Regions from separate parts of the Homo sapiens genome. Here region 1 is linked to region 2. Evidence: read pairs that join two places in POLR2A ChIA-PET (ENCODE). Cell type or tissue: OCI-LY7. All regions are shown on one strand.

Evidence for each region. ChIA-PET counts read pairs that join two places held together with the same protein. Peaks named below come from ENCODE experiments on the same cell type or tissue, not always from the same donor. Only the 100,000 strongest peaks of a DNase experiment are listed, where the experiment ranks them.
Region 1: POLR2A ChIA-PET joins it to region 2 with 7 read pairs; 2 of 35 experiments call an interaction of 5 or more read pairs at or near these places.

The regions. Positions count from the first base shown.
Region 1 is chr10:69,560,990-69,565,989 of GRCh38, reverse strand. No RefSeq gene overlaps it. Among named protein-coding and RNA genes, the nearest start is that of NEUROG3, 9.9 kb to the left of the region's middle. In OCI-LY7, no CTCF peak of the experiment used is centred here; no DNase peak of the experiment used is centred here.
Region 2 is chr10:69,478,415-69,483,414 of GRCh38, reverse strand. The region is part of intron 1 of TSPAN15 (tetraspanin 15); the gene reads right to left. Among named protein-coding and RNA genes, the nearest start is that of TSPAN15, 29 kb to the right of the region's middle. In OCI-LY7, no CTCF peak of the experiment used is centred here; a DNase peak (open chromatin) is centred at 1,884.

The DNA of each region.
Region 1 (5,000 bases), 83 kb before region 2:
CTTTATCCATAAAATGGGGATAGCGATATTACTTTTTAGGGTTCTAGTAAGCTTAAAGCTTGGTTGCTGTAGGAGAGACTCTCTAATAATTCAATCTGAGGTGAGTATTCCAGGTGGGTGGGAACCTCTGCTCCATGACATCATTCTGGGACTAGGATCCTTTCATCTTCTTCCTCCACCAGCTCCCAGATCCTTGCCAACCAAATGGTTGAAGTTTCATTGCCATAAGTTCCAGCCAGGGGAAAGGGGAAATAAGGCATGGAGGAGGCTTACCCACAGCCTTAAAACTTATGCTCAGAAGTAGCACACATCACCTCTGCTCACATTTCACAAAAAGAATATGATCACGTGGCCTCATCTAGCTGGAAGAGCGACTATGTGCCTAGAAGACGTGAAGAATGTATTCTGGCAGGCAGTGGGCAGACTCTACCACAGCATCGTGGTCTGGATTAAATTGGATTACATATGCTATTATTATTTGTTTTCATCATCAAAAGTCAGGTATGCTTATGGCCAGAGTCCTGCCACACCAGTCTCTTTCTCACAATGCCTCATTTGCCTTGATATTTACCCTCCAGAAGTGATGACCTGCTTGAAGTTTTCCCTTTACACACACTCAGGTACCCCTTCAATGCTTTTCCCCCCATCCCACACACACACTGTTCTGTCTGTCTAAACCTTCTCTCTTTTTTTCCCTCCCCAAACCTTCAACATGGATATCACCTCTGCCTGGGAGCTTTCTCTGTACTATGCCTCCTTCCTTGCTCCCTGCTCCCATAATATCCTGTGCATGTGAATATTGTAGCATTTTGCAGGTAGTGTAGTGATTGTTTATCTGCACTGTCCATTGATCTGTGAGATCTCCTCAAGGGCAGGGACTATGTTCATCTTCATGTCTCCAATGAGAAGAACACTGATTACCCATTTTGGACTAAATGTCATATATTTTGTTATTATTTTTTGTTTTTTGAGACAGGGTCTCACTCCAGTTGCCCAGGCTGGAGTGCAGTGATGTGATCACAGCTCACTGCAACCTCAACCTCCCGAGTTCAGGTGATTCTCCCACCTCAGCCTCCTGAGTAGCTGAGACTACAGGTGTGCACCACCACAGCTGGCTAATTTTTTGTATTTTTAGTAGAGATGGGGTTTTGCCATGTTGCCCAGGCTGGTCTCAAACTCCTAGATTCAAGCAATCCTCCCATCTCAGCCTCCTCAAATGTTGGGATTACAGGTGTGAGCCACTGTGCCCAGCCCAAATGCCACATGTTTTCAGAATGAATTAATGAGTGAGTGAATTGACTATTAATAAATGAATAAAAGGCATTGCAATTATTTGCTTAGAAATCTTTATCCCTCCCCAGAATGGCTAGCACATAAAGGCCAAGGAATTTTGTTGAATAAATGAATGGATGAATGAGTCATATAGAGACCCACTAACCCTCCTGCTTCATATCCTCTGCACAAAAATAACCTGTCCTTTGCTGCCTATAAATCTATTTCAGAAGATGTCCCATCTGACTAAGTAAGAACAGATTATCACAACAGTACCATATCATTGTTTCTGAGATCATGGTAACAATGCCAGTAGTTCATGTGTAGGTGATCCCTCCTGAGAAACTGAGATCCCTCCTGAGTGAGTGGAAAGAGCATGAGGCTTGGGATCTATCTCAACTCCAGTACTTCCTAATCCTATTACCTTGGGCAAGTTACTTAGCCTCTGCAAGTAACTTGCTGTAGCTGTAGTTTCTCCAGCTACAAAAATGGAGAAAACCGTGCTTACCTCACAGGATTTCATGAGATGAAGATGAGGCAGACTCATTATAGCACCCATCTCGTCTCCGTCTTATTCCTACAGATGGGTAGTGAAGAAAGCATGAGCCAGAACTGACCTTCCCAAATTAACCAGGCAAGTGTGATGGGACTTGCCCAAGCACCCAAACCTGATCATTACGGAGACAAACTGAGGCTCCTGCTAACATAACATCATCACCAGCTACACTGCCTCTGTTGTACTAGTTAGCTATTGCTGCATAACAAATTACCCAAAACTTAGCTCCTTAAAGCAAGAAACATTTATCATGTGTGGCTTCTGTGGGTCAGGAATCCAGGTGTGGCTTAGCTGGTTCAGGTGTCTCATGAGGCTGCAGTCAGAGAGGGTCAGCTGGGAATATGGTCTCACCTGATGGCTTGACTAGGGTAGGAGCCACTTCCAAGCCCACTCGTGTGGTTGTTGGCAGAATTCAATTCCTCAAAGGCTGTTGCAATGAGGGCCCCAGTTCCTCACTGGCTTTTGGCCAGAGACATCCTTTATCTCCTTGCCATGTTGGCCTCTCCATAGGGTGGCTCACAGCATGGCAACTGGCTTCCCTCAATGCAAGCAACCAAGGTGTGAAGGGGGGACATCCAAGACAGAGACATGAATACCAGGAGGCAGAGATCATGGTGGGTATTTTACAGGCTGCCCATCACATTGACAGTAACAGAAACCTTTGCTTCCAATTGCTTCTCGGCCTTTTGGCTGAGATCAAACATAGAAATCTTTGCTACCTGCTTTCCACACCCCAGAGACAGGCAGACAGACATATGTACACACACACACAAACACACACACACACACACACACACACACACACACATGCATACACACACCACTACCTCCTCAGGGTCAAATACACCAGAGTTCAAAAAAAGAAAGCCCAGGTAATTTGACTACTGGGGTTAAAGCAGATGTCTCCCTATCCCCAGTACTGGGTTGGCTTCCAAGAAGGGCCCAGGGGACTGCTATGTGTGCATTTGAGCCACCCCAGCTGATACCTGACATCCATTCACACAGGCTTTCACAGGCCTCCCTGCCCCCACTCCCGAAGGCATAGATTTAGGATGTCTGGGGCCTGAACACTGCACCCACTGAAGGGAAATTTACTGCCTCTAGAGAACCAGGGCCTGACTTGGGGTCTTGAATGCATCTTTTTCCCCTTTGCCTCTGCTTTATTAGGTTAATCATTGCTTGAATCGGTTGCCATGGTTTGGGCAAACCCATGGCGACTCTATAATGAAGCCTGAAAGACTCGGACCCCATTTATCATCCCCAGTGTTTGGGAGGCCCAGAGCCTCATTTGCCTCCCCCAGGGTCTGGGCACCACCCTTCTGCCTGGGGCCCCCAGGGCCCTTTTGAATGAGGAATGAACAGGTGGCTACTTGGAAGGGGAGACGAGGAGACCCACACAGGTGGAGTGAGCAGCACACTGCACATTCCCCCACCACACACACACACACACACACACACACACACACACACACACAATTATTTTTGTTTTTCCATTCCTGAAGTTCAGACACAGACCAAATGCACAGGCAGCTCTCTGACTTTTTCTTTCTGGGAAGTGGGCGGCAAAAGAAAGATCTTTAGTTAAAAAGGGTCTGTGGCTGCCCTTAGAAATAAGGGGACCCATGTCTCAGCAGATCCAGGTGTTGTTACACTCTTTATTCCCTGAGCATAGATTGAGTGGCATTGCAATCTTGCAATTAGTTGGGGACAGATGGAGCCAAGTCTAGTGAGGAACTAGAGGCATACAGAGGTTCAGCAACATGTTCAAGGTCACTCATGGTAGAACCCATGGTAGAACCCAGAGCAAGTCAAATGTATTATGGAAAATTTCAAAAGTAGAGAGAAGAGCATAATGAATTCTCAGCTATTCATCACCCAGATTCAGGAATTATCTACTCAGAGACAATTATATTTCACCTACATCCCCACCCATTTTTCCTGGCACTTTCTTCATGAATTATTTTGAAACAAATTCCAGATAGCATGTAATTTCCACAGTAAATCCTTCCCCAATATCCTTTTTTGCTCAGCAGAAATTGCATATATAATGCTGTAGCTGAGAGTATTGAATCCAAAGACAGACAGCCAGCCTGGAGAAGTTCAAATCCAAGCCTTGCCCCTTCTTAGATGTGTGACATTCAGCCAATGGCCTAATGTCTCTGAGGCTCAGTTTCCTCAACTATAAAAGGATACAATGTTACTTTTCTCATAGAGTAATTGTCAAGATTAAATAAAGTAACACAAGACAAGTGCCAGCACCTGTGCAGAATAAATGGTGGCTTTTAAGATTTCCACTCTTGTGACCATTGCACCACCAGGAATGACTGTCATCCTGGCAGGAGGTCAGCTCTTGACCTCCAGTGTCCAGGTCTCTTGGTGCAGTCCCCTGAAATGAAGGCAAGTGCCTCATCGTCATGGCCCTCTACCTGGCACTGAATTCTGACAACACAGACCTCAGCAGTGAACCTGGCTCCAGTTGCTGACAGCCCCTGGCATCTACTGCTCACAGTGTACTAAATTCTGCACCATGAACCCCACAGTGAACAAGGCCAGGTCCCCCCTTCTTCTGCTCTTGCATCTCAGGCTTTCTAACCTCTGATCCCATTTGTTAGCAGGAATTGACATACCTGCCTCAGGGTTGTATGTGTGTGTGCCATGTGTTGCACTTGTTTCTGTGTGTGTGCTGTCACTACGTGTGAACCAGCACATCCCTGAGCTTCCGTGTGCTCATCCTGCAACCTGCCCTCTTGCAGTTTCTGGTTGACTGACAGAGACCAGAGGAAAACTGGTCAAGCAAAGGCATGAAGGTATAAGCACAGCACTGAGACTTCCTGGAGGAGGTAGGGAGAAAACTCTGCCAAATACATAAGACTGAGAACAGAAAAGAGGGGCAGGCAGAGGGCTCTCTGCAGGCTGAAGGCGTGGGAAGGGAAGAAGCCTGCCTGGGTGCATTGTATAGGTGAGGTCTGAGTCCCGATAGCTGACCTCTTCAGGAGAGGTTTATTCCAGGAAATCACCCACACTCCCAGGATCCAAGCTCTGAAGGGATCTCTGGGCTGAAACGGCATGTCCTCCCCACAAATCACCTATCTTTGCTTAACAACAACTACTTTTTATTGAGAGTATACTATGTCTAGGCACACTGCTAGTGCTTTCCATTTGTTAGTCTCTG
Region 2 (5,000 bases):
GACTGGTGTCCTTATAAGGGGAAGAGATTATGACACAGACACTCACAGAGGGAAGACTGTGTGAACACGCAGGGAGAAGGCAGCGTCTACAAGCCAGAGACAAGCCTCGGAAGAAATCAACCCTGCAGGCCGGGCGCGGTGGCTCACACCTGTAATCCCAGCACTTTGGGAGGCCGAGGCGGGCAGATCACGAGGCCAGGAGATCGAGACCATCATGGCTAACACTGTGAAACCCTGTCTCTACTAAAAATACAAAAAAGCAGCCGGGCATAGTGGCGGGCACCTGTAGTCCCAGCTATTCGGGAGGCTGAGGCAGGAGAATGGCGTGAACCCAGGAGGTGGAGCTTGCAGTGAGCCGAGATTGTGCCACTGCACTCCAGCCTGGGCAACAGAGCGAGACTCGGTCTCAAAAAACAAAAAACAACAACAACAACAACAAAAAAAAAAAATCAACCCTGCCACCTTGATCTTGGACTTCTAACCTCCAGAACTGTGAGAAAATAAATGTCTATTGTTTAAGCCATTCAGTCTGGTACTTGATGTTATGGCAGCCCTAGCAGACTACTACAGACCCAATCTGGAGATGCCACTTTAGAGGAGAGTATAGATGGGTTAGGGGAAATGCCACTGGCTGGAGGGTCAGAGAACATGGGTTCGAGCCCCAGCTCTGCTACTTGCTAACCCTGGGCCTTGGACAGGCATTTGACCATGTGAGTCTGTGTTCTCATCTGAAAGACAGACTTGAAGACATTCATTTCTGCACTGCTCACACCACGGCTTTCGCGAGTGAATGAATGTGGAAACACTACAAACCTGGAAGTGCGAGGCCGCCACAACGCGTATTAAACAGGCAGGTCACCCCGTGCTCAGGGCAACAGACATTTCACACAGTACCATAACACGGAATTTACTTTCAGGATGACCACAGAGAAGGCCAAAGGTTGGAGCAGGAAGAATTTTGAGGGAATTCGCAAGTAGAATCCCTCACTCAACTTTTCTAATAGTGGACATGCTGTCACAGAACACCCTGTAACTTTCCACTAGGAGAACCCAGGCTTCTTGATGCTTGTCAACTGCCATGTGTGCTCACCCCAGGGCCTTTGCACAGGCAGTTCCAACTGCCTGGAATGCTCTTCCCCTGACACACTCATGGCTTACTCCCCCATCTCCTTCTCTTCTTTGCTCAGTTGCCGCCTGCAAAGGGAGGCCCTTCAGGGCCACTTTATTTACAGATGGGAAGTTCCTCCCCATGAAACTCCTGATCTCCTTTCTCTTTTTTATTTTCTCCTTTGCACTTACCAGTATTTAACATACTACACTATTTCTGGTTGGTTTTTTTTTTTTTTGAATTTGTCTTCCTCACTAGAACATAAGCTCCAGGAGGGATTTTTCAATTGCTTCGGACATCCCCAGCACCAAGACATTCTGACACTGAGGAAGTAGAATCAGCATTTATGATCAACATCTTCTGAATGAACAAGACCTGGGCTTTCCAATAGACCCTCTGAGTTCAAGTCAGGCACTGTCTACCCAGTCCCCTGCCTGTCCAAGGATTCTGACTTTCTGGGCCTCATGTTCCAGAGGGCAGGGACAAGTCATCAGATAACTGGACTTCTCCACTAAGCTGAAGGCAACATGGGAGAGTAAGTGGAAGACATGGTGCTGTCAGCTAGGGTCCAAGGAAAGGAAGGGATGATACAGACAGATGTTGTCGGGAGGTGACATGAGCATAGCCACCCCAGTGTCACCATGCAAAACACCGAGGAGGCCGCCCCTCCAGCCACTCACAGGGCTGCCTGAGCCTTAAACTGACTTCATGGGTCTCCTTACTGATCATCATGTCCTTAAGCAGATGCCCGTGACCTCCTTCTAAAGAGAGCTAAGTCCTGAATAAAGGGAAGTGACTGCTTCCTCCTAAGCTTTGATGCGTGACGGGGATGCCAAAAGTCAAATAAGCAGACAGAGCTTATGCAGAAACACAGGATAACAGAGGATTACCAGGAAACCATCTCACTTGGATCCAGTACTCTGCTATGTTTCAAGGCTAAGTGCCATTCCCCTTGGTTTGAAAATTAATCCAGGATTAGTGAGACCTTTCCCCCCAGTCTAGAAGGATGCCTTTCCAACACACAGGCCGGCAGGGACTCAAGACACTGACAAGCTCAGCCATCAGCCACTTACTAACAAGTTGGCCTTAGAAGGCAGGACACACACATACACATACTCATCCTCTACAGGAAAATGAAGACCATGAAAAATATCTACTTTTTGGTAGAGAAAGGTAAACCAGAGACTATCTGGACAGACACAGTCATGCTCCAAAACCCAGAACATGGAGAAATCACTGTTTGGGGGCAGCCTAAGTGCCCCAGGTCCTCGGAGAGCAATGGCGAGCAGCCTTTAAAAAGCCAAGTCCAGGCCGGGCGCAGTGGCTCACGCCTGTAATCCCAGCACTTTAGGAGGCTGAGGTGGGCAGATCACTTGAGGTCAAGAGTTCGAGAGCAGCCTGGCCACCATGGCAAAACCCCTTCTCTACTAAAAATACAAAAATGAGCCGGGCTTGGTGGCACATGTCTGTAATCCCAGCTACTTGGGAAGCTGAGGCAGGAGCATCGCCTGAACCAGGGAGGCAGAGGTTGCAGTGAGCCGAGATTGCACCACTGCACTCTAGCCTGGGTGACAGAGCAAGACTCTGTCTCAAAAAAGAAGAAGAAAAGAAAAGAAAAAAAAGGCCAAGTCCCCTTCCTCAGTGACTCCACCCATGAGGAATCACTCACTAAACTCTAAACCTGGACAAATAAAAGAGCCCTGAGGCTCATCCACCTCAAAGCAGAGAATCATGGTTAAATAAGAACCCCATAGAGCATGGAAGTTTTCAGAGTCCAGGCATGGAGTGAATAAAATATTCAGGGACTCGGGTACTGGAAGGTAGCAGAGGTAGGGTTTTATCTTCCATTTTGATGAAAAGCGTAATTCTCACCCTGTCGTGGAACGAACACAACTATTGTATCTTAACATTTTCAGAACTGGCCCGATATACTTTTGAAAGTTCTGTGTTCCCTGTTGTAAAAAAAAAATGCTTCTTCTTCCCTGGCAGGATGGGGACAGCTGACATCCTTCCCCATTCCCCTGCCCCCATCCTGTTCCCATTCCTCCTTCCTGCCTGAGACTGTGCTTCTGAGTTAAGGTAGTCTGCTTTGGAAACCATCCCCCAAACACCAGAGCTGCCACTGGCCCCAATGCTGAGCAGAACTGACCCCAGCCCTCTCCATAAAGGCAGTCAGTGGCTTCTTCTATTTTTACAAGCTCCCCAGAGCCCTGGGACCCACTCCAGAACACCCTTGCTGGCAGAAAACAAAACCCCTTGCTCTGATCTCACTCTCTGCTGTTATAAAGCATTGCCATTTCCTTGCTAGTTAGCCTTGAGACATTTCCAGACCATAAACCCCATGGGAAAAGCTCCCAAAGCAAATGTAAACCAAGAACTCCCTCAAGCAATCCTAGGCCCTATTTCTCCTGGTCTAGCAGAAGGAGCTGCCACCCCAACCCTCCCAGCAGCCTGGCAGGCAACTCCCAGGCAGCTCCCCATACAGCACAGGCCTCTCTGGCCTCCCCATTCAAGTGCTCCCAAGAGCAGCGGGCATGGGGAGAGGCCAGCATAAACCTTCCCAGGAACTTCAAAATTTCCAAATGATATTTACATCTCTGATGACATCAGTTTATCCATCTGAGGATAAAATTATCTGTCAATGCCAGCATGCAATCCCATCCGCTCCACTCTGCTAATTATAGCCTTCCACTAGGCAGCCGGCCACTCAGCTCTAGAACAGGAAGCAAATGGCCCATCTGTCAAGCAGGATGGCCTCAGCTAAACAGGGCTGGGGGTGGGGGGCACACGGCCATGCCCATTTGGGGCCAAAGAGGGAAAGTGCGTGCTGCTGGCAGCCCACAGCCAAGCCCAAAAGCCCAGGCTTTGTGAACCACGTGGCATCTTCAACAGGCTGCAGAGGAGCCCTGTGGCCCAGCATGAACCAGACCTGAAGGTCCTCTGCATCCTGGAACCCTGCTTCCTCCTGTGCAGGGAGAGGCCCAGTTCCAGGCAGCTGCTGGGAAGCAGGAGACTCTGTGAGGCATTCCAGCACCTGTGCCTCCTGAAGGAAGCATCTGGTCACCCGTGCCGGCTGGCTCACCACAGCTGGGGCAAATCTGCACTTAACGAGGACCTGCAAGGCCCATTTTCACCCCCAAAAGGCAAATACTAGGCTCTGTTGTGTTCCAGGCCCTGTATTACGTTCTATAGGCTCACAAGGGGCCAGAAGACTATTGAGAAGGGAGAGTAAGAGAGGCTGGAACTGATGGTCCAATGGATGGAATTTAGGGAGCTCTCAAACTGGAGATGGAGAAAAATCCACATCTTTACTTTTGTTTACCTCTAACTGAAATATCCCTTCCATGTGGGATGTGGGCAACAAACTGAAGTAGTATTAACGGCACCTGCAATTTTGTCACCAGTAGAAATCACTTTACAATTATTCTGAATATCTTAAAATGTCATTTACATTCCTCATTACTTCAAAATTATGATAGTATTAGGCTCACTGCTAGATCTTGTGATTGAATGCGCTGATAAAGTTGCACATTATTACATCAAAAATTTGGTTGTATAAAATGTTAATAATTGTATCCTACTATAACTGGTTTCTTTTGTATCCGTGTGTATTTCGTTTTATGCATTTAAATATCTTGTTCTGAAAAAGGATCGATCCACGGGCTTCCCCAGAGAACCAAAGGGTCCCTGGCACAAAAAAAGAACCCCTGGTCTACAGGAAGCAAATATCATTCCTGCCATGGAGAGGTGAAGAGGGCTCTAGGAATTTGAACAAAAGTGACAGGGAAGAGGGAGAGCGCAGAACATCAGGATGAGCCCCCTGCCAGAGCCCGCATTTCCTGGAAGGCCCTGAGAACCACTTCATTCCACAACCGTCTCATGGAGTATTTGA